Regions from separate parts of the Homo sapiens genome. Here region 1 is linked to region 2. Evidence: chromatin loops called from intact Hi-C (ENCODE). Cell type or tissue: PC-9. All regions are shown on one strand. Links, peaks and the distances in the headings refer to the core of each region. The heading gives the core; the rest is flanking DNA.

Region 1 (11,794 bases), core at 1,999-9,998, 490 kb before region 2:
ATGTTGCGTCCGATAAAGAAATATGTTTAGTCTTAAAACTTGAACTACTTTGTTGAACAGTAATGTTTCAGAGAAGATTGTTACTACCATTTGATTGCTGGAATATTAACATACAGACACATACACAGTACCCACACAGGCCTAGCTTTCCAGCCATTCTGTGTTTTTACCAAGAACCGTGTCACAAAACTCATGACCTCAGAATGTACAACACTTGGGGGGCAATCCTAGAGCCACCTTGGGCTTGCGAACACCGTCTGTTTCACTCGAACTATCTCAAGTGTGGTCCCATCTTTCCTGCAGCCATGACTAGACAAAGACCTACTATCCTTAATAAAGCATTTAAACATCCCTAAGCAGCTTCTTAGGCTATGAAATCTCTTACTGGATATTTAAACTATAATAGCTATAGGTACCAAAAGCCTTATGATTATACATTGAGCTAGCAATTCTACATGTTCATCCTGACAGAATCATCACAGTGTTTTTGTCTTTTGTTTTGTTTTGTTTTTGAGATGGAGTCTCGCTCTGTAGCCCAGGCTGGAGTGCAGTGGCGCGATCCACAGCGTTTTTTTAATGGCAAGGATGGAAACAACCTAAATGTCCAACAGATGGGGCCTGAATAAATAAATTACAGAAGAGCCATGCAGTGGAATACTATGCAAGCATCTAAAGGAATGTTCTAGGCCGGGCACAGTGGCTCACACCTGTAATCCCAGCACTTTGGGAGGCTGAGGCAGACAGATCACTTGAGGTCAGGAGTTCAAGACCAGCCTGGCCAACATGACGAAACCCCATCTCTACTAAAAATACAAAAATTAGCCAGGTGTGGTGGCACATGTCTGTAATGCCAGCTACTCAAGAGGCTGAGGCTGAAGAATTGCTTGAACCCAGAAGGTGGAGGTTGCAGTAACTGGAGATTGCGCCACTGCACTACAGCCTGGGCAACAGAGCGAGACTCCATCTCAATAATAATAATAAATAAAGTTCTAGAAACATATGTGCTGACACAAGAGGATCTTCACATTAGAGTGTTACATTAAAGGAGCAAGATATAAAGGGTTATGAAAATTTTAAGATAGACGTCCCAAATATGTGATTCATTGGGAAGATAAAGCAGGTTACGAAACGGTATAATTATATAATTATACCATCCTGTTTTTTTTTTTTTAAATGTACATGTACCTGAATCTGCATGGCTACATTCTAAATGGATGTACTTTAAAATGTTATCAGTGTAAGCTGTGGGTTGTGGGATTCTAGGTGATTTTATTTTCTTATCTCTATGATTTTTAAGCCCATCATATAATTGTTTTGAATAGATAAACACTTACTTATATGGTTGAAAAATTAAGACAGTATTAATGTTTACCATGACAAGTCTCACCCTACCCCAACCCTGACTCACTCCCTCTTTCTATAAATAATGACTTTTAGTGTCTTGTCATCCCAGTGTTTATTTTACTAATTTATTTATTTATTTAATTTTTGAAATGGAGTCTCCCTATGCTGCCCAGGCTGGTCTGGAACCCCTGGCCTCAAGTAATCCTCCCACTTCAGCCTCTTAAGGTGCTGGGACTACAGGTGCACACTACCACACCCAGCCTCTTCCCAATGTTTCTTTATCAAATACAAGCAAATGTAAATATATATTCTTATTTCTCCGTTTTCTTATGCAAAGTTATCCCATGTACACCACTGTGCACCTTGCTTTTTTCACCATTTGGTAATTTTTTTAAACAAAGGCTTAACAATCCTGGTAATGGATTTCTGTGCTCACAGCTTTCTCTCCTCTGCTCACAGATCCTGTTGCACCACGCAGCAAACTCTGTGAAAAGGGTCTCTATGGAGCTGGGCGGCCTTGCTCCATTTATAGTATTTGACAGTGCCAACGTGGACCAGGCTGTAGCAGGGGCCATGGCATCTAAATTTAGGAACACTGGACAGGTGAGTCCTGGAGAGTATTTCAGGATGTGTGTTTGCGTGTGCATGTGTGAGTGTGTGTATGTGTGTGTGTGTGATATGTGTGCATGTGAGTGTGTGTGTGTGTGCGTGTGTGTGTGTTACAAAGATCCCACCACCTCTACTGCCTTATATCCCATAAGGAAACTTTTGGGTTCCTTCCATTATTCATTCTTTATTCATTGACTCTTTCAGCAAATATTTAGTATATGCCTTACTTTTTATTACCAGGGTTATACTAGGCTCAGAGGGGCCCCCCCAAAATAAGGTACAGTCCCTGGCTTCAAATAATTTTCTGAACAGCAGATGTCCTTTAGTCAAATTGTTCTCTGTTTTCTTCTTTCCCCTATCCTTTTAATCTGGTTATTTTTATAGTTTTCTTTCATTGATCTTTTTTCTACTGAACGGATATAATCTCCTCAGACACAGAACAGCCTTGAACAATTGGGGTCTCTGAGGCCAAGGGAAAGAAAGTAAGAAAATGTTGAGGAGGGTGGTGGCTGGAATAACTCAAAACCCTGTTGCCTGCTATGACCCAGTGGGGCCTCGCTGTCCCGAGATGGAGGGAGCCTCAGAGGTGCCCTCTACAGGGCACAGGCCCACGCCAGCAGTGTTTTAGAGGAGCATCCAGGCTGTCCTGGGAGACCAGAGGCCTGAGCTCATGTCTTCCTAGGAAATCCTGGAATATTTGATCTGTCAGGGACCTTCACAGTTATCAGCTCTACAAACGTTGCATTTTAGAGATGAGGAAATGAAACTCTAGAAAGAAAAAGTGACTTAGAGATCAGACGTCTTTGGGCCACAGTGTCAAATCTGCTGAGGAGCTGGGACTCTGAGCCAAGGCTCCTGTCTTCCAGTTCTATCCAAGCTGCTGCCAGGGTCCTGCCTTCTTAAATATTCTTAAGCATTCATCTTAAAAGTACCATCAATATGTAATTTTAAATGCATTCTAGAAACAGAGTAAATATCCCTGAAAGGTTATATTGTGAAAAAACTGAAATGTGTGATATTCTCTATCAAATAATTTTCATCCTTGCCTTGGCCTTTGGTAATTAAGTTTTTCCCTTCCACATAACCTAAATAAGCTTGGTTTTGTCTGAAATAAGTATATTTTCCTTCATAAATACAAAATGTCAATATATGTTACCATCAATTACACTGTAAGGCTACAACTTGGGGACAGGTATGGTGGCTCAGAACTGTAATCCCAGCATTTTGGGAGGCCAAAGCAGGAGGATCACTTGAGCCCAGGAGTTGGAGACCAGCCTGGGCAACAGAGTGAGACTCTGTCTCTACAATTTTTTTTTTTTTTTTTTTTTTTTTGTGTGACAGAGTCTCACTCTGTTGCCCAGGCTGAAGTGTAGTGGCATGATGTCAGCTCACTGCAACCTCCACCTCCCGGATTCAAGAGATTCTCCTGCCTCAGCCTCCTGAGTAGCTGGGACTACAGCTAATTTTTCTATTTTTAGTAGAGATGGGTTTCACTATGTTGGCCAGGCTAGTCTCGAACTCCTGACCTTAGGTGATCCACCCACCTCAGCCTCCCAAAGTGCTGGGGTTACAGGCATGAGCCACTGCGCCCAGCCAAAAAAAATTAAAAATTAGCTGGGCATGGTGGCAAGTGCCTATAGTCCCACCTACTTGGGAGGCTGAGGTGGAAGAATCACTTGAGCCCTGGAGGTCAAGGCTGCAGTGAACTCATCACTACTGCACTCCAGCCTGGGCGACAGAGCGAGACCCTGTGTCAGCAAAACAAAAGACTATAAGTTGGTGTTGGACCACATTCCTCTTAGCCTCTGCTGTTGCTGCAGCATCACAGTCTCCTAGGAGAATTGCACTCTTTCCCCACCCCCCAGGGAAACAAAATAAAAGCCATTTGAAAAAAACATGGATTGGGTGGCTTTTTTTTCTTTTCTTTCGTGTGTGTGTGTGTGTGTGTGTGTGTACAGGTGCTTATTGCCAACTAATCACTGATGCATAGCAGCTGTGTAGCATAGCAGCTGTGGAGGGAACTGGAGGGGAACATGCACTGACTCAGTGCTTTTATCTTTGGGGCCAAGCCCACGTGAGGAGGAAAATGGCAGTTTGAGCACATGACAACCACCGAGGGAAGTGTTTTCACAGAGAGGCGGTAGCAGCCACACGTTCACTGGTCAGGTCTGCAGCTTCTGACAGACTGTGTGGGTTTGTTTTTGTCTCCTGTCCAGACTTGTGTTTGCTCAAACCAATTCTTGGTGCAAAGGGGCATCCATGATGCCTTTGTAAAAGCATTCGCCGAGGCCATGAAGAAGAACCTGCGCGTAGGTAATGGATTTGAGGAAGGAACTACTCAGGGCCCATTAATTAATGAAAAAGCGGTAGAAAAGGTAAGTATATTGTATTATTTGTGAAAGTAAATTTCATGGTTTCAATATGAAAAGCTTAATCAGCAAAAAACACTTTGGCTGGAGGGGTGGGGATAGAGAGGGGTGGGTTGACAGAATATTACAGCTAGACAGAAGGAATAAGCTCTGGTGTTCTACAGCACTGTAGAATGACTGTAATTAGCAACAATGTATTGTATATTTTCAAATAGCTATTATTAGAAGAGTAGATTTTGAACGTTCCCAGTATAAAGAAATGATCAATGTTTGAGGCGATAGATGTGCTAACTATCCTGATTAGAGTATAGAGTATGAGAGATCTACATCTATACATGGAATCGAATGGAATTTTCAATGATGTTTTCATACAAAAACCACAAAGGTTAAAATAAGTAAAAAATTAATAATAGCTAAAAAAAATGATGTTAAAAGGCAAAAAAAAAAAATGAAAACAAAAAAGTCATTTTGGTAAAGTGCCCAGCAAGCCTATTTTGTAAACAATGGAGAAACCTGAGAAAAGTGAATTCTGCCTACCAGTTATATGAATCGGGTTGTTGTCTGGTCATGAGCTGCTATAGCCCTGCCATTGCACCAAGTCCCCATGCGGTCTGTCACTGTAGCTCTTTACTGTCCTCCCTAAATTTTGTTATAGTGATGATAATTCTATCCCTCACTGCCTCAGCAATTAGGATCTTGAGACAAAGTTCATTCATCTTTTGGAACACCTATGGAATGGAAGACTGGCTTGGTTTTGAGATGGTTTGCGTTTCGGCTGTAATGCTGATGTTGTCCTGTTCTTTCTTCTCTTGATGACAAAATCCCTGTCTAAAACAGTCCTTCATGAAAGTATCCCAGCCGGGGGTGCAGAATCACAGATGCCGCGTTCAGGATTTAGAGATATTGAGGGGAAACTGCTTTTAGGAAAGATTTGTTTGTTTAAAAAAATGTTATAATCCATACTACTAGCTATATGAGACTTCTCTCCTTATTCTACTGTTTTAAAAAAATCCATTTTGGAGTCACAAGAAAGTTTCTTGTAATATCAAACATCCAGTTTTTTGTGTTTTTTTTTTTTTTTTTTGAGACGGCGTCTCGCTCTGTTGCCCAGGCTAGAGTATAGTGGTGAGTCTTGACTCACTGCAACCTCCGCCCCACTGAGTTCAATTGATTCTCCTGCCTCAGCCTCCCGAGTAGCTGGGGTTACAGGCACCCACCACCACGCCTGGCTACTTTTTGTATTTTTAGTAGTGCTGGGGTTTCACATGTTGGCCAGACTGCTCTCGAACTCCTGACCTCAGGTGATCCACCTGCCTCGGCCTCCCAAAGTGCTGGGATTACAGGCGTGAGCCACCATGCCTACCCAGAAATGGTTTTAACGGAATATTTTAAATCAGGAAGACAGTAGAAGCTGAAGATTGTGTGTGGGAAAGAAGGGAGGAGAGGTGGTCAGAGGGAGACACACAGTGGAGGCACAGCCAGCCCCTGGATGCAACTGAAGAACCAGAAGCAAGTGACAGCCAAGTCAGTACTCATCATGGGAAGCACAGCCCCACCGCTGTTCCTCAACCTCCTCAGAGCCTGAGAACCAAGCCCTGACTCCATGGCTGCCTCCACCCCGTGGGCAGTCAACTCAGCTGAACCCACATCCATTGCCTTGGGAAACCCAGGGAAGCCTCGAGGTTTGACAGAGCTCTGATAAATTTCTAGTTACTGTCTTGGGATTACTCTAGATAAAGAAAATACATTAAAATTTACATTGGAACCACCTGCATTTTAGAGGTGACTTTGGACCTTGGGGACAAGGCAGGGGTATTCACTTGTCTAGTGAAGGCAATTTGGGTCTAGGCCAGCTGTGGTTCAAGTCCTAGAGTGGTGGTCCTTAACTCACACCGTGCCTTTATCGACTACAGTTGCCTGGGACCCATCCAAGAAGACTAGGTGTTAATTTATGTGTAGTCAGCCTAGGCATTGGCATTTTCTAAGTGCCCCAGTATGATGCTAGTTTGCAGCCAGTCTGGGAAACCACTCTGTCTTGAAGATTTTTTTCCCCAAAGGGAAGACGCAGACATTGTCCTCCAGATGGTGCTGTACGCCAGGACTTCAAACAAGCAGACAGCGAGATTTCTTTTTTGCTGGAGAGAAATTTGGTGGAAACCACCTTGTTTAAAAACACTTCATTGTGTTGGCTTTAGTGTACATACTGTCATAGAGTGGGTTCTAGGAAAAAAACACTGCATCTCACATTAATATGACAAGAAAAGGGCAGAGCAGATTATATTTGGGGAGGAAGGGGGTATTTTTGTTAAGTAGAATTATTTTTATAATATAAAATTCATAGAAAGTAAGCCATCCTAGCCGATGGGGATTAGTTGCAGGTGATGCACTATGAGAGCATTGCAGGAGGGGCATGGATTTCAAAAGAGTCAGTCTCAAAGACAGAATGCACTCACACCTATATTTACCTTCCTGAAACCCTATAGAAAATTCAGCTGAGGGCCGGGCACAGTGGCTCACGCCTATAATCCCAGCATTTGGGAAGCTGAGGCGGGTGGGTCACTTGAGGTCAGGAGTTTGAGACCAGCCTGACCAACACAGTGAAACCCTATCTCTAAAAAAAAAAAAAAAGAAAAGAAAAATTAGCCAGGTGTGGTGGCAAGCACCTGTAGTCCCAGCTACTCAGGAGGCGGGGGCAAGAGAATCTCTTGAACCCACGAGGCGGAGGTTGCAGTGAGCAGAGATCGCACCAGTGCACCCCAGCCCAGCCTGAGCAACAAAACAGAAGTCAAAACAGAAGTCAAAATAGATGGGTCTACCCAGGGGAACCCTGCAGAGGAAATTGGTGCCATTTTAAACGACAGAGCCTTTCTAGAATTGGTGGCTACAGAAAGTAGGAATAGGAGGAGGGGAGGAGATGAAGCTGGTTGATTCTACTTCTGCACAATTTTCTGGGTCATTCCCACCATCCCTTCTCACCACGACCACCACCAAGACACATGAGACAGCAGAGGCATTTGTTCTGGGCAGGACAGCTTTTCTGAAGAAATATAGTAGGTATCTAGGCAGACTACAGCTTCAAGAGCGAGGCTAGGTACCTCAGGGTAGGGCTCTCTCGACTTTGCCTTTTGGGGAAGGGAGCTGCCCTTATGTGAAGCCTGCAAGTTAGAATAAACCCAAGCTTAAAACAGCAAAGACCACTCATGCCACACATCCCCAAATTGATCAACCCAGTCCTTGTGTGTGTGTGTGTCCCCCAAACACACTGCTGGAGCTGAGAAGGAGCTGACCAGGTTAGTTTCGACAACTCAGTCCTTCATTCAGAAAGATGAACAACCAAGGATCATGATGGGAAAACCACCAGCACATAAGAGGAAAGGTCAGGAAGAACAAACAGAATAGTCCCTGAAGGAAGCAGATAAATTAGGGAACTGGAAGGAAATTTTCTAAAAATCTCATAGTGTCCTGCAAGAGTTTTGGGAAGATAGTACATCTGTAAACTGTTAATAAGAAGTATGTTCTAGGCTTAAAGTATAATAATAATAAAAAAAGAAGTATGTTCTAGGAAATGAAGCAATGAAAACAAAGAGTCTGTAGAAATTAGACATATGACTGTCACAAGATTCGGTACCTGAAGTAGATGATAAAATTTCGGAGATCTTATGGAGTTTAAAGCAAACTATAGAGAGGCAAAAAATATAATAGAAATGCAAAAAAAAATCAGAACTAATCTGAACTCCTGTTAATACCCGTCCAGTAGTAGGAGTTCTGGAGTGAAATAATTGGGAAAATGGAGGAAGTGACATTACCAAGTAAATAATAGATGGAAACTTCTCAGAGTTAGGGGAAAATAATTATTCTGCAGATTGAAAGATTTCACTGCTTACCAAGTAGGATGAATGAAAAGGGAATATATATATATCTTCTCTATATATATATATTCTATATATATATATCTTCTATATATATATTCTATATATATATCTACTATATATATATTCTATATATATCTACTATATATTCTATATATATATCTAATATATATATATGTGTGTGTGTATATATATATATATATATATATATATATATATAGTATTGCTAAAATTTTAGAATATCAGAGCATAGAAGATCCTAGGAGATTTCAGAGAGGAAAAAGCTATCAAGAAGAAAAAGGGTGAGAACCATTTTTGGCTCAAACTTCCTCAGCAACACCGGAAGTGGAGAAGTGCACTCAAAGTTCTGAAAGTTATTTTGTATCAGAATTCTGTACTCAAGCAAATTATCAATCAGGTGGAGTACAAAACACCAGAAACTTGGTGTATGAAAATTCAGAAACTAGACCACATCCAGTGCATCTTTTTTAAAACAACTACTTGGCCAGGCCTCGTGGCTCACTCCTGTAATCCCAGCACTTTGGGAGGCCAAGGCGGGTGAATCACGAGGTCAGGAGTTCGAGACCAGCCTGGCCAAGATGATGAAACCCTGTCTCTTCTAAAAATACAAAAATTAGCCGGGCGCGGTGGTGGGTGCCTATAATCCTAGCTACTCGGGAGGCTGAGGCAGGAGAATCGCTTGAACCTGGGAGGCAGAGGTTGCAGTGAGCCAAGGTCATGCCACTGCACTCCAGCCTGGGTGACAGAGCGAGATTCCATCTCAAAAACAAATAAATAAATAACAACTACTTGAGATTATGTGTGTCAGAAAGCAACAAAAACTCAGTTCAGGAAATAGGACAACATGGGATCCAAGAAGCTAGAAATAACCGCAGAATGCAATGAAAGCAAATCCAAGCAAACGGCTGAGCCGCAGGCCTAGAAAGAAGCGAATATATATTAGACCATTCAACAAATAGGAAGATCAAACAGCTAGAAGATATCAAAGACCAAGGAGGAAGGTGGCACTCTTGCTTCTGAATCTCTGCAAATGTGGTTCCTTCTACAAAAGGAAACCAGCATGCTTTATTGTTAACCTACTTTTTTTGAAAAAGAAAAAAAAATGGAACTAGTTATAGTTTTCTGCAGTTTAAACATTCTAAAAGATTGTATCATGTGGAAAGCTTTTTTTCTTCCTCATTACACAGGTGGAGAAACAGGTGAATGATGCCGTTTCTAAAGGTGCCACCGTTGTGACAGGTGGAAAACGACACCAACTTGGAAAAAATTTCTTTGAGCCTACCCTGCTGTGCAATGTCACCCAGGACATGCTGTGCACTCATGAAGAGACTTTCGGGCCTCTGGCACCAGTTATCAAGTAAGATCCTCCAGCCAGCGGGGAGATGGGAGGAAGAATAGAAGAGAACATAGGAAACCCTGAAAGAGATTCCTGGGCTGCTTTGAGGTCTGGCCAGGAGGCAGACAGTTGTGTTGAGTCCATTGAAGAGCAGAGTGCAATTTATGGGTTTTTAAAAAAATCATAACTTATTTGGACCATAAAATTTATCAAATTCTATTTTTTTTTTCTTTTTGAGATGGAGTTTCACTGTGTTGCCCAGGCTGCAGTGCAATGGTGCGATCTTGGCTCACTGCAACCTCTGCCTCCTTGGTTAAAGCAATTCTCCTGCCTCAGCCTCCAGAGTAGCTAGGACTACAGGCACCCACCACCATACCAGGCTAATTTTTTGTATTTTTAGTAGAGATGGGGTTTCACCATGTTGGCCAGGCTGGTCTCGAACTCCTGACCTCAGGTAGTCCTGCGTTGGCCTTCCAAAGTGCTGGGATTATGGGAGTGAACCACCATGCCTGGCCTCAAATTCTTTAATTTACTTTTTCTTACTTTCTGCTGAACTCTTTTTTTTTTTTTTCTTGAGATGGAGGATGGAGTCTTGCTCTGTCACCCAGGCTGGAGTGCAGTGGCATGATCTCAGCGATTCTCGTGCTTCAGCCTTCCGAGTAGCTGGGACTACAGGCACGCGCACCATGCCTGGCTAATTTTTTGTAATCTAGTAGAGATGTGGTTTCACCATGTTGGCCAGGCTGTTCTTGAACTCCTGACCTCAAGTGATCCGCCTGCCTCTGCCTCCCAAAGTGCTGAGATCACAGGCATGAACCACCGTGCTCAGACCTGAACTCATTTTCCTTCTTAATGTATTATACCTCAAAGGATTCTTTCATTGGCCTCCATAGGACATGAACTTTCTGTGTCGTTTTGTGGTCTTTTATCTCCCATTCACAAGTAGATAATAATTTACCTGGATAAAATTTTAGGTTCAACCCTTTGGAGATATTACTCCTTTATCCACTTTTTTTTTCTTTTTTTTGTTTTTTGTTTTGATATGGAGTCTAACTCCGTCATCCAGGCTGGAGTGCAGTGGTATGATCTCGGCTCACTGCAACCTCCACCTCCTGGGTTCAAGCGATTCTCTTGCCTCAGCCTCCCGAGTAGCTGGGACTACAGGCATGTGCCACCACACCTGGCTAATTTTTATACTTTTAATAGAGACAGGGTTTCACCATGTTGGCCAGGCTGGCCTCAAACTCCTTACCTCAAGTGATCCAACAGCCTCAGCCTCCCAAAGTGCTGGGATTACAGGTGTGAGTCACCACGCCCGGCCTCTTTATCTACTTTTATCCAGGGTTATTGCCAAGAAATCTGATTCTTGCTTCTTTGAAAGAAATCTATTTTTTCTCTTTGGAAACATTTAGAATTTCTCTTGATCTTTGATGTTCTTAAATTTTACTATCTGGTATGGCACACAGTGAGGTTTTTCAGTTGAGGTCCTAATATCTTTAATACGGTTTTTTTGTTTTGGTTTGGGTTTTTTTTTTTTTTTTTTTTTGATGGAGTCTCGCTCTGTCACCCAAGCTGGAGTGCAGTGTTGCGATCTCAGCTCAGTTTAACCTCTGCCTCTTGGGTTCAAGCGATTCTCCTGACTCAGCCTCCTGAGTAGCTGGGATTACAGGCGCCCGCCACCAGGCCCTGCTAATTTTTGTAGTTTTAGTAGAGACAGGGTTTCGCCATGTTGGCCAGGATGGTCTCGAACTCCTGACCTCAAGTGATCCACCCGCCTCAGCATCCCAAAGGGCTGGGATTACAGGCGTGAGCCACCATGCCCAGCTCATTAATATCTAACAGGTTTGTTTAGTCCTGGAAAATTTTTTGTCATTATTTTTCCAGATATTCTTCTTCCTTTCATTTATGCTTTTCTAGCCTTCCAAGTAGTCTATTATTGTGATACTTCTACTTCTGTGCCCTAGTTCTCTTGTCTCTTCATTCCATCTCTTCATTCCTGATTCATTCCTGATGCCTTCTGCGAGTCCCTCCCCTCATCTGCCAGCATATTAATGCATTCTTCAGATATACTCATTCTGGCTTCCATCCCACCCACCAAGATCTTTATCTCAACAATTGTTTTTCCCATCCCTGATATCTCCAGTGGGTTCTTCCCCATAACTGATTCTTCCTGCTTCATTATTCTCCCCTACTTTGCTGTGGCTATTTTTCCTTTTTAAAAAAAACATTTTTATTCTCTTCCACCA
Region 2 (11,794 bases), core at 1,945-9,944:
ACACGGGGATTGACAGGGCTCCAGGCATCACTGCCACATTACTTTGGATCTTGTATCTGAACTCTAGAATATGTCACATAGTCATCAAACCACAGTTTAGTCTGCTTTTCCACAAAGGAAAACTTTATCTGTTGGCCTGTGTTACACTATAATGTGTGAGGGGAATTGGATGGTGTTACATCGGGAAGCCAAGCAAAGTTTATTGTTTCTTGGGATTACATTCTTATATTTTTATATTCTTTAATAAAGCACAGGCTGGAGCATAAGTAAAAGGAAGCAAGTTCTTAACTACTAAAAATTGACTGCATGGCCCTGTCTCACACCGTAGATAAATACTAGCTAAAAATGGACCGTAGACCCAAATGTCAAAGCTAAAACTATAAAACTCTTAGAGGAATCTGCAGGAGTATTCTTTGTGACCTGGCGTTATGTAATGATTTCTTAGACATGACAGTAAAAGCGTAAGTGACAAAATACAAAATAGATAATATTGGACATCATCAAAATCAAAACTTCTGTATTTCAAAAGACACTAGTAAGAAAATGAGGAGAAAATCCACAGAATGGAAGAAAATATCTGCAAATCATATATCTGATAAGGGGCTTGTGTCCAGAACATATAGAGAACTCTTAAAACTAACAATAAAAAGACAAATAACCAAATTTTTAAAATGGGTAAACAGTTTGAATAGACATTTCTCCAAAGGAGATATGCAAATGGCTAATAATCACATGAAAAGATACTCAGAGTCATATGTCATCAAGGAAATAGAAATTAAAACCATAATGAGATCCTGGTAAGATGGTTAAACTAAAAAAGATAGATAATATAATAACATATGTTCTTGAGAATGTGGAGAAATTGAAGCTCTCATATATTGCTGATGAGAATATAAAGATTCAGCCGCTGAGGAAAATAATTTGGCAGTTCTTCCAGAAGTTAAATATGGAATTACCATATGATCCACCAATTTCAGTTCTAGGTATAAACCCAAGAAAAATGAAAACATATATACACATAATGACCTGTCCACAAGTGTTCACAGTGCCATTTTTTATAATAGCCAAAAAGAAACAACCTAAATGTCCATCAATAGAGAAAATGGGTAAACATGATGTGGTTTATCCATACAATGGAATATAATTTGTCTATAAAAAGGATGAAAGTACTGATGCATGCTACAAAATAAATTAGCTTTAAAAACATTATGCTAATTGAAACAAATCAGACACAAAATGTTACTTATGATCAGATGATCCTATTTATATAAAATATCCAAAATATACAAATCCATAGAGATAGAGAGTAGATTAGTGCTTGCCTATGGCTGGGGGAAGGGGAGATTGGAATGAGGAGTGCCTGCTAATGGGGACCGGGTTTCCTTTTGCAGTGGTGAAAACATTTTGCAATTAGATAGTGATGATGGCTGCTCAACTTGGCAAATATGCTAAAAACCACTGTATGTTTTGAAAGGTCAAATTTTATGGTATATGAATCACATCTCAACAAAGTTGTTTTAAAAAAAAACAGATTGCACAATCCCTGCCTCCATACGGAGGGGATGGGGGGCCAGGATCACTAGTTATTCTCTTATCAGAGAGTGGTCTGATTAAATAGCACTCCATCTCTGGGTTTTTTTTTTTTTCCTTTTTCTTCCAGAGAGGTGAGCATCTGCAGAATGCTGTCTGGCACACTGTGTTCATTAGAATAAGCAAAAATAGCATCCCACCTACTGAACAGCTGTCATTGATGTTCAGATTGCTGTTTTGCTTTTTTCTTTTCTTTGTTTTTAAAACATCATTAAATAAGCATGGATCTCCCCAAAGAAGCTCTAACGTTTGATTGGATAATTCTCAGGATGTATTTTCTGAAAGGTCAGTGATTTTTTTTTTCTTTCAGAACAGTGATTCTTCAGTGGTGGTCTGAAGACCACGGGTGTTCCTTGAGGAGCCAGTAAGTCAAGCATCTGCAACTCCCCTGTGCACAGTGTAGGGCAGGGGGAATGAATGAGGCTATAGCGGGGTGTGGACTGTGGTATACTGGGAGGGCAGCACCTACTCTGCCTGAAGGGGGAGCACCTGCTTTGCCTGAAGGGGCGGCCCCTTGAGCATCAGGGGACTGTAGGGAGGTGAGCCCACCTTCATCAGCTCTGCCAGTTTTACAAATAGACACTGAACACCTGAATTTTTTTTCATGCAAAATCTTTATGTTTTAAATGCTGACAACCAAACTTAACGGAAATGTAAATCATATTTGTGGGCCAAACAAAACATCTGTGGGCTGATATACTACAAGTTTGTGACCTGGGCCTATAGGGGTTCTCTGCACTGGCTCTTTTGTATAATTAATATCAAATTTTCAAATCAGAAAGTGAGTGTTGAAATGGTGCTTGGAGTTCCTGTAGTTCAGTCTCCCACTCCATGTAAAAAAGTCCTTTCTACAATAGGCACACTGAATTTAAGGAAGCTAATAATTCAAGCCAGACACTTGCACTTTCTTCGTTGCCTTTTTATTTTAAAAGATTATGGAGTGAGGAGTTAGGTAAAGAGATGGAGGTAGAGGGAAGTTTTGGGAAGCAGGCCAAAAATTTAGGACTGGAAGTGGCTTCAATGTTGATTTTGGGTTTTTGGATGATTCTCTCTTACGGTTACCCCTCGTATTTTTCAACCCTAATTTATCAAAATGCATCAGCAAGGTTGGGGCTTAGGTTTTCCAGAATTCCCAGAGGGAAACAGAATTTTAGGCCTGGAGCAGACCTTAGAATTAATGTTGTCAAATTTTCTTATTTTACAGATGAGGGAACTGAAATCCGTGAGCTTTAAACCGCTTGCTTGAAGACACGGCTGACATTTGTGGCTGAATCCTAATGTAGTTAATTTTCCTTTCAATGGGTCAACTTGCAACTGGTAAGTAGGATCCAAACAAAACTACAATCACCTTGAAATATCCTGTAGCCTTTTCTACCTCACATCTCAATAGCTCTCACTTTTTGAGAGACACAAAGATTTCTTTTTAAAGAAGCAGCTGGTATTTATTTGACTTCATGAGCTACCTTATCGAAATAATGAGATAACTAATAGAAGCTATTTCGAAATAGAGCCAACTAAAGATTGCACATGATTCTGGAAACAGGGTTGGCATGAACCACAGATAATCCCCACAAGTCATTTCACTAGTTCCCATTGTCCTAATAAAAGCCTTTGGAGGGGTGCTAATAAGTGTCAAATTAAACAATGTGTGTTTCATTTCCTCTATTTGCCCTCTGAAAGAGATGCTGGCAAAATGGCAGATACAGCAGTAGTGGGAAGGACAAGGAGGAGAAATGAAGGCACCAAAGAGCTCCAAAATTTAGACAGTCCATCCCTAAATGATCGAAAGTTGTGTGTAACATGGCACAAATTATTATGAGTTGAAATTTTTTGGTCACTAGGGACAAGGACACAAAACAGAGCCCACGAGTGTGTGAGAAGGGCCCGAGGGATCATTCAGTTTGTTTGCATTGTTGGGTTTTGTTTTTCTCTTGGTATGGCACCTACACACAAATTTGACGAGCCAAAATATGAATAAGAACATAGGCAGTCACAGTGACCTTTTATTAAATGCAGAGACAGTTATGTGTCACATGAAACATCAACAAAAGCCCAGTTCTGGTAGCCAGCAAGATTTTTTTGCCACATTTATACTTGGTCCTCTTTAATTATACAGAGTTGCCCCCAGAGTACTGAAATGATAGACTAGAACACGATGACTTCAGCAGGGGATCAGAGCTTTAGAGCTTCATCATTCATGTGAGCCAAGTGCGAAATTTCAGCCTGTCTCTCCTCTAAATGCAGTTAGGAGTCTTCGAAACCTTTTGTGTGAATCCAGGAGGGAAAATTGTCTGGCAAAGTCTGATAAGCATCGTGTCAAGAGCACATTTGTACTCTGGTAAGAAGCCCAGGCCAATTGCTGCTGGGTTGTCATGGCAACAGAAATACACACCATTTACACATCAGCTTCTGAAATGAGCACAAAATAACAAAACCTTTTCGACAGGATGGGAGGTGAAGGGAAGAGCAGCATCATCTGTGCAGCCTGGTGAAACGGTGTTTACGACAGTCTACACGGCACTACTGGGTATGCTGTCTCCTTGGATTGTGTCATATTTTTAACCCAGTGGGAAATTCATAGGATCCTCTTGACTCTGTAAAAACTGTGGGACAATTCAGTCACTTTTACCAAATCCTCATTTCCTTTTCAAACCCTGTTTACTAACTGATGCCAAATAGTATTATAGTAATTGGGAAATAAAGGAAGTCCCTCTCCTGCTTATTCCTTCCAAAGTACATTTCTTTACCTTTTCATGGAGGTTTGGTAGGATACTTACATATTGTAGAGGGAGGTGGAGAAAATACTCATATATTGTAGAGGGAGGTGGAGAAGGAGGAGGAGGTCTTTCATGGACCTACAGAAAATGAAGTTAATCATGGTTGGAAAGCCTCCCCTTAAAAACGCAGGTTTTTTGGTTTTTTTTTTTTTTTTTTTTTTTTTTTTAAGGAGTCTTACTCTGTCACCTAGGCTGGAGTGCAATGGCATGATCTCGGCTCACTGCAACCTCCACCTCCTGGGTTCAAGCCATTCTCCTGCCTCAGCTTCCGGAGTAGCTGGGACTACAGGCAGGCGCCATCATGCCTAGCTAATTTTTTTGTATTTTTAGTAGACACGGGGGTTTCACTATGTTGGCCAGGCTGGTCTCGAACTCCTGACCTTAGGTGATTCACCCGCCTCGGGCTCCCAAAGTGCTGGGATTAAGGCATAAGCCACCACTCCCCGTCCTAAAAATGCAGTTCTAAAAATGAATAAAAAATAACAATTCATTCCAGTAGTTCCTGAGGCCCAGGGCATCAACAAGAGATCAGAACTATATGGAATAAGCCCACAATGTTGAAAAATTTAGGCTGAATGGAAGCTGGATCCCTGAAGCTAATCTCAGCGATTTAAAGTAGAGAATAAGGATGGAATGCATCCCCTCCATTAGTCTTGAAGTGAAACCACAGGAACTCTATTCATGAGAAGTAAAATTAGCTGTATGTTCAGTTTTCATGACATTTGTTACTGCACTTAAGCATTCCACAGCATGACTTAATTGCTGCTGAAACACCTAAGAGGAAAGAGAAGGAAGGAAAATGAAATGTTTGATCTTTGAATGACAAAATAGTCACGAATCTGGGAACATTAAGTAACTAGAGATGGAGTTAGCGTCACAAGCAACACACAACAAAAGTCTTGTGTCTGGCGATAATAAAGTTCCCTTAACTGATTCATCACTTCTTCCCTTGCTATAATTATGAACATTCTTCAAAAAAGTTCTGACATTAAAATTTCAAACTCTTGTTACTTCTGCTTTTCTATCTCATAATTAGAAAAATTTATTAATTCCAATTTTAGTTCTGGGTTTCTAAAAATTTCCAGGAATAAAACCTAGGGAGAAAGATCCTCTCATTGTATATATCTTCTAGGGGATTCACATTCTGGGTGCTTCACTTAGACATGGTAAGTTGATAACATAGGGAAACAAAAGATCTAAAGAAAGTAGCCAGCCTCTCCCAGAGATTGCAAACCAGCATGCAGCCAGCTGGCAGACACTTTGTGGGGAGGTAGGGACTGGAACAGTGTTAAAAGAAGTGGCACCGGCACGGTGGCTCACGCCTGTAATCCCAGCACTTTGGGAGGCTGAGACGGGTGGATCACCTGAGGTCAGGAGTTCAAGACCAGCCTGGCCAACATGGTGAAACCCCATCTCTACTAAAAATACAAAAATTAGCCAGGTAATCCCCGTTACTTGGGAGGCTGAGGCACGAAAATCACTTGAACCCAGGAGGCAAAGGTTGCACTGAACTGAGATTGCGCCACTGCACTCCAGCCTGGGTGACAGACTCTGTCTCAAAAGAAAAATGGCATAAATGCCATTTAGGCAGAGCAAAAGCTCGGTTGTTTGCCACAGTCCTCCCCCATTTTTACTGTCTTACATCTAGATCGCCTGCTTTTTTCTGTTGCCTGCTTACAGGCTTTGAGTTCGCAGTTTATGCACACATTTGCTGATGCTCCCCAGATTTTCTTACTTTTGGTATGTATTCAAATCAACCCATTTCTTTAAGACTTAATTCAGGTGTCCCCTCTTCCACAAAGTCCTTCCGGCCCTCTGGTCTCACCTGGCCACGCCTATCACCCCTATTCAGTGCCCTTCAGTTTTAGTTCTTACTTGTTCTCTAATTTGTTCAGGAGTAACCAAGTGGTAAACGCCCAGAGGGCCAGGTTGTGATTCACTGTTCTTGTATTTTGACCCAGGAGAGTGGTAGCTGCGGTGTGGGAGCTCAGGTTAGCTCACAACAGTTTTTTGACAGATGGGAATGCAGGAATCAGCAAAGTGAGGGAGTGTGGACCCTGGCACAGCCCAGTGGGCTTGCATTGGTTTCAAAAGGAAAATGAAAAGTTCTGTAAAGTCTTCAGGACACCTATGACAGAAATATTCTCTTGGAAGTTCAACATTGATATTTTGGTTCTTAGTAGAATAGTTAAAACACGTTTCTGCTTAAAATCTCTAAGTACTGAGGGATGACAACAGGTAGGATGAACATAGAAATACAAGCAATTTCGTAATATCACCTAGGAAAGCCATAGCATTGAGCTTAAGTATTTGGTGACTGTATCAGTTTCCTGTGACTGCTCTTACCTCCTTGCTTATTTCAAAGTCTGAAGGGTTTCATGTTGGGTTTAGAAAAGCTGTAGAGCGGCGCCACCTGATGGTTACTACCCAGAGTGCCTGAACTGACCTTGCAATTTCAAACGCAGTATCTTGGCTAGCTCAGAAGACTTCTTCCTAATGCTTTACATGAAAAGAGCAAACTGAAATACGTTCCTCTTGGAAAATCAGAAACATAAAGAAAATGTTTTAAATTTTGACAGAAGCAAACCCACTCATATACAGAATAATCTACCACCAAAAAAGAGTTTGTATATGATATTCATTGAATACTATTAGATTTCAAATAGGTAATAAATAAGATTTTATTATCCAGTTTTTCTTTCTCCATTTTTTAAAAGCAGATGTTTTTTCTATATAGAACGCTCCTTAACCAATTGTTTGATTATACCCCTCACCCCTTCCAACAAACACAATGTATTTATTTATTAAAAAAATTTATCACTTGCCCTGTAGAATTTTCCACATTTTGGTTTGCGCGAATTGCTTCCTCCAATATGTTTAACTTGTTTGTATTCCTTACATTTCCTATAAACTAGTAGTAAGATCTCGATTAGATTTTATTAAATCCCAGTTCTATTTTTGGCAAGATAATAGGTGATACTCTATGATGCTATATTAATCAAATCCTGAAGCACGTGCCTAGCTGTCCTACTTATCATGATATTAAGATTGATTTGTGGGTAGAGGTAATGTCAGTTGGAATCCTCTATTATAAAGTTCCCCAATAACTTTTCATTGAGAGTTTGGATATCTATTGATGATCATTGTCTCCATCCATTGTTTCATGAGGACTGCAAAATAGTGATGGTATAAGTTTTATTGTTACTCATATACCTATTAGCTGGGATTTTCTCATCATCTATTTAGTTAGCTTGAAATACAGTTCAAACAGAAAAGAAAGAACAAATATGTGATCAATCTCTTTAAAATATATATTTAGAATAACAAAATAGTGTCCGGCAACCTTCAAAGGTGAGCAGTGATGTTTTGTGTTTCATTAGGAATTCATAGATTTTTATATTTGATGTATTTTAATCTATTGCAAGCATTATTCTTGTTGATGCCCAGATGGTCCCACATTTGACAAATGCATATGTTTTTAACATAAATACTCTAATATGTGGCATAGTTGTTAAGAAAGCAGGCATACTGTAATGTTCTCAGGAGAAATTATTACCACTCTCAAGGAAGGCGATTTAGCAATATGTATTAGGAGCCTTAAAAAACGTATGCCCTTTGATTTATACTCTAGGATCAAACATAAAGCAGCCTTTTCTATGAAAATAATCAGGAACATAGCTAATAATTGTATAAAGATATTAATTCTAGTGAAAAGTTAGAAAGAGAGGTCGGCGGGGCGCGGTGGCTCACGCCTGTAATCCCAGCACTCTGGGAGGCTGAGGCGGGTGGATCACGAGGTCAGGAGATCGAGACCATCCTGGCTAACACGGTAAAAAAAAAACCCCTCTCTACTAAAAATACAAAAAGTTAGCCGGGCGTGGTGGCACGTGCCTGTAAGTCCTGGCTACTTGGGAGGCTGAGGCAGGAGAATCACTTGGACCTGGGAGGCGGAGGTTGTAGTGAGCCAAGATCGTGCCACTGCATTCCAGCCTGGGCAACAGAGCAAGACTCTGTCTCAAAAAAAAAAAAAAAAAAAAAAAAGAAAAGAAAGAAAGAAAAAGAAAAAAGAAAAAGATGTCAATAAGTATGATAATATACTGTAGCTACCATATTAAAAATCCAGTTTTTTGAAGAATTCTTGTTATCATGGGGATTTTTTATATTACATTAATTGAAAGAAGACTACCAAAACTGAATACATGGTGTGATCCCAGCTATTATATATAATATGTATATAAACAAAAGACTAGGAAGTCATACTTCAAAATATTAATAGTTATATCTGGATAGTGGGATTACAGGATATTTTTATGTCTCATTTGTATAGTTCTTTACTTTAAAAATTATTTCCAGTATTATGTATCACAATATGTCTTATTAAAAATCAGCTAGTATTAAAGGTTTTTCTGGACAATGTTAATTTGCTATTGTTGGAATAATAAACCAAGTAAGTCATTTATAATAAACAAGTAGAATGTCTCCTTATGTGTTAGTGAAAATTGTGCAAGAAAAAAAAGAACACTTTTCCCTCAGCCAAATGATCCTTCTGATTTAGTTAGAGAATGAAAACAGAACTAAGCAGGATTTGAAATAAAACATGCAGGAGCCTTCCTGAGATAGGTTATATTTTTCCTTCTAGAATCTGCTCATTGCAATTAATTAGGCTTCTCCAAGAGTAAATTTTCCCTGTACTATCCAATAAGTCAATGTGATATTCATCTTGATTCTTACTGTGAATGAGAGCATCAACATAGATTAAGATGGATGTATCTGCCATTTGTAATGAGATTCCACAAGGTATCTCCACCCACCAGTTCCTTTCTGATACTGGCAATTTCTGATTTTTGATATCCTAATGTCTAGTTGTCACTTCCAAAAGTCTGAAAACCTCTAGTCCAAACCATTTATTAATCCTTAATCTCTGCCTTCCCCTCTTATTACCAAACAGGTATTCAATGTCCAAAATTAGATAGCCCCAATGAGATAAAAGAAAATAAAATTCACAAATAATATTGTCAAAACAACTTTTAACATGCTATTATAAGTTCTATTTCCTGGAAGCTCTTTGGGGACAAGGTTCATGTCTAGTTTAATTTTTTTCTTTTCTTTTCTTTTTTTAGACGGAGTCTCTCTCTGTTGCCCAGGCTAGAGTGCAGTGGCGTGATCTTGGCCCACGGCAACCTCCGTCTTCTGGGTTCAAATGATTCTCCTGCCTCAGCCTCCCAAGTAGCTGGGATTACAGGTGCCCACTACAATGCCTGGCTAATTTTTTTGTATTTTTAGTAGAGAAGGGGTTTCACTGTGTTGGCCAGGCTGGTCTCGAACTCCTGACCTCAGGTGATCCACCCACCTCGGCCTCCCAAAGTGCTGGGATTACAGGTGTGAGCCACTGCATCCAGCTAGTTTAATCTTTATTTCCTTTGCATATAGGACAGTGCTCATTTCGTGAGTATTTATTGATGATAGAACTGAGATGAGGAGGAGGCAGAAGAAAGGGAGAAGGAATGCATTTCTGGACAGGGTGACTATATGAAAAAAGGTATGAGCTTTGAGTGCTAGAGGCAGTGAGGAGACCAGCTCTAAGAAGAAGGATGATGCAAGGGGATTATAGAAATTAAGGCTGTGGCACCCAAATGCCCATCGATCAATGAGTGGATAAAGAAATTGTGGTATACATTCACGATGGAATACTACTCAGCTATAAAAAGGAATGACTTAATGGCATTCACAGTGACCTGGGTGAGATTGGAGACTATTATTCTAAGTGAAGTAACTCAGGAATGGAAAACCAAACATTGTATGTTCTCACTCATAAGTGGGAGCTAAGCTATGAGGATGCAAAGGCATAAGAAAGACACAAAGAACTCTGGGGATTCAGAGGGAAAGGGTGGGAAGGGGGTGAGGGATAAAAGACTGCAAATTGGGCTCAGTGTATACTCCTCGATTGATGGGTCAAAATCTCACAAATCACCACTAAAGAACTTACTTATGTAACTAAATCCCACCTGTTCCCAAAAAACCTATAGAATTAAAAAGATCTTTTAAAAAAAGGAAATTAAATTTGTGGCAAATGTGACAAGACTGTGGAGGGTCCCAACATTTAGCTGAGGAGTTTGTCTATAGTCTGAGTCAGTGAGAGACCAGATTGAAATCCACCCTATTACATGAAACATTCCTAAATTCCTTAATGCTTCAGATCAAGTAATTGGTTTATAAGAGAAACTTGGTGCCAAGGGAAAGATAAACATTAAACTTAAAAAAAATGGTCTGTAATTATGTAGAAATGAACCCATCACTTTGATGGGATTAGATACATTTGTTTTTAGGTATAATTTACATGGAGTAAAATTAGCCCTTTTTAGTGCATAGTTCTACCAGTTTTAACAAATGTATACAGTAGTGTAACCACCACCACAATCAAGATACAGAAGAGTTACATCATATGAAAAAAGTTTCCTCATGCCTCCGTAGTCAACCTCTCTAACCAGCCCTTGGCAACCAATGATTCGCTTTCTGTCCTAATAGTTTTGTCTTTTCCAGACTGTCTTATGAGTGGTATCATACAGTATGTAGGCTTTTGAGTCTGGCTTCTTTCACTTAGGATAATGCATTTGAGAATAATCCATGTGGTTGCATGCCTCAGTTCATTCATTTTTATTGCTGAGTCATATCTCATTGTATGGATATACCTACAGTTTGCTTAATCATTAATTCATAAGTAAAGGACAAATATTTCTTTTTAACGTAACACATATAACTAATGTGGTACCTTCCATTTTTTTTTTTTTTTTTTTTTTTTTTTTTTTTTTTTAGACAGGTTCTTGTTCTGTCACCCAGGCTGGAGTGGGTTGTGTTCATGGCTCACTGCAGCCTCAAACTCCTGGGCTCAAACTATCCTCCCACCTCAGCCTCCTGAGTAGCTAGACTACAGGTGTGTGCCACCACCCCAGCTAATTTTTTGATTGTTTTGTAGAGATAGAGTCCCACTATGTTGTCCAGGCTGGTCTTGAACTCATGGGCTCAAGCAGTCCTCTCCCCACCATCTCCCAAAGTTTTGGGATTACAAACATGATGGTGCAACCATGGCTAGCCCAAAATAATATTTATAAGGTTTAGGGATTTATTTACTAATTGTCAAAGACAGGTGAAGACAGGAAAAAGAGAAAATGCAAATAGAGTATGCATTAATTTCAGAAATGTGAATGTCACTGCCCAGTAGACTCGTTTTCAGAGCAGTCAATTTTTTTTTTTACTAGTGTATCTTTTAATTGTCATTTAATAGCTACCCACCACAGCTGCCCCCCACCCTTCCCTTTAATGACGACGTTTGCAGGCTTCAGGGGACCAGGGAACAAAGCTGGGGCCTGGTAGCCCCACTACGCTGCCAGCCGGGAAGAACAAGTCACAATTACAAATTATCACAACAA

The links. A loop is a pair of places that touch in the nucleus more often than their neighbours do. Peaks named below come from ENCODE experiments on the same cell type or tissue, not always from the same donor. Only the 100,000 strongest peaks of a DNase experiment are listed, where the experiment ranks them.
Region 1: it touches region 2 in a loop (3-fold over the local background); 4 of 110 quality-filtered maps call a loop at or near these places.

Annotation. Positions count from the first base shown.
Region 1 is chr6:24,518,598-24,530,391 of GRCh38, forward strand. ALDH5A1 (aldehyde dehydrogenase 5 family member A1) reads left to right here. Exons shown (of 10, transcript NM_001080.3): 6 at 1,804-1,947; 7 at 4,170-4,328; 8 at 9,400-9,569. Among named protein-coding and RNA genes, the nearest start is that of ALDH5A1, 30 kb to the left of the region's middle. RefSeq lists silencers at 2,438-2,487, 3,857-3,906. In PC-9, for the core only: CTCF peaks have their summits at 2,550 (motif pointing left), 2,752, 6,386 (motif pointing right) and 6,589; no DNase peak of the experiment used is centred there.
Region 2 is chr6:25,011,391-25,023,184 of GRCh38, forward strand. It overlaps LOC102724765 (a long non-coding RNA gene), which reads right to left. Exons shown (of 2, transcript NR_187803.1): 2 at 3,562-4,193. It also overlaps a transcript of RIPOR2 not described here and the pseudogene ASS1P1. Among named protein-coding and RNA genes, the nearest start is that of RIPOR2, 81 kb to the left of the region's middle. In PC-9, for the core only: CTCF peaks have their summits at 1,999 and 6,786 (motif pointing left); DNase peaks (open chromatin) are centred at 5,121, 6,301 and 6,701; H3K4me3 peaks cover 754 bases; H3K27ac peaks cover 2,644 bases.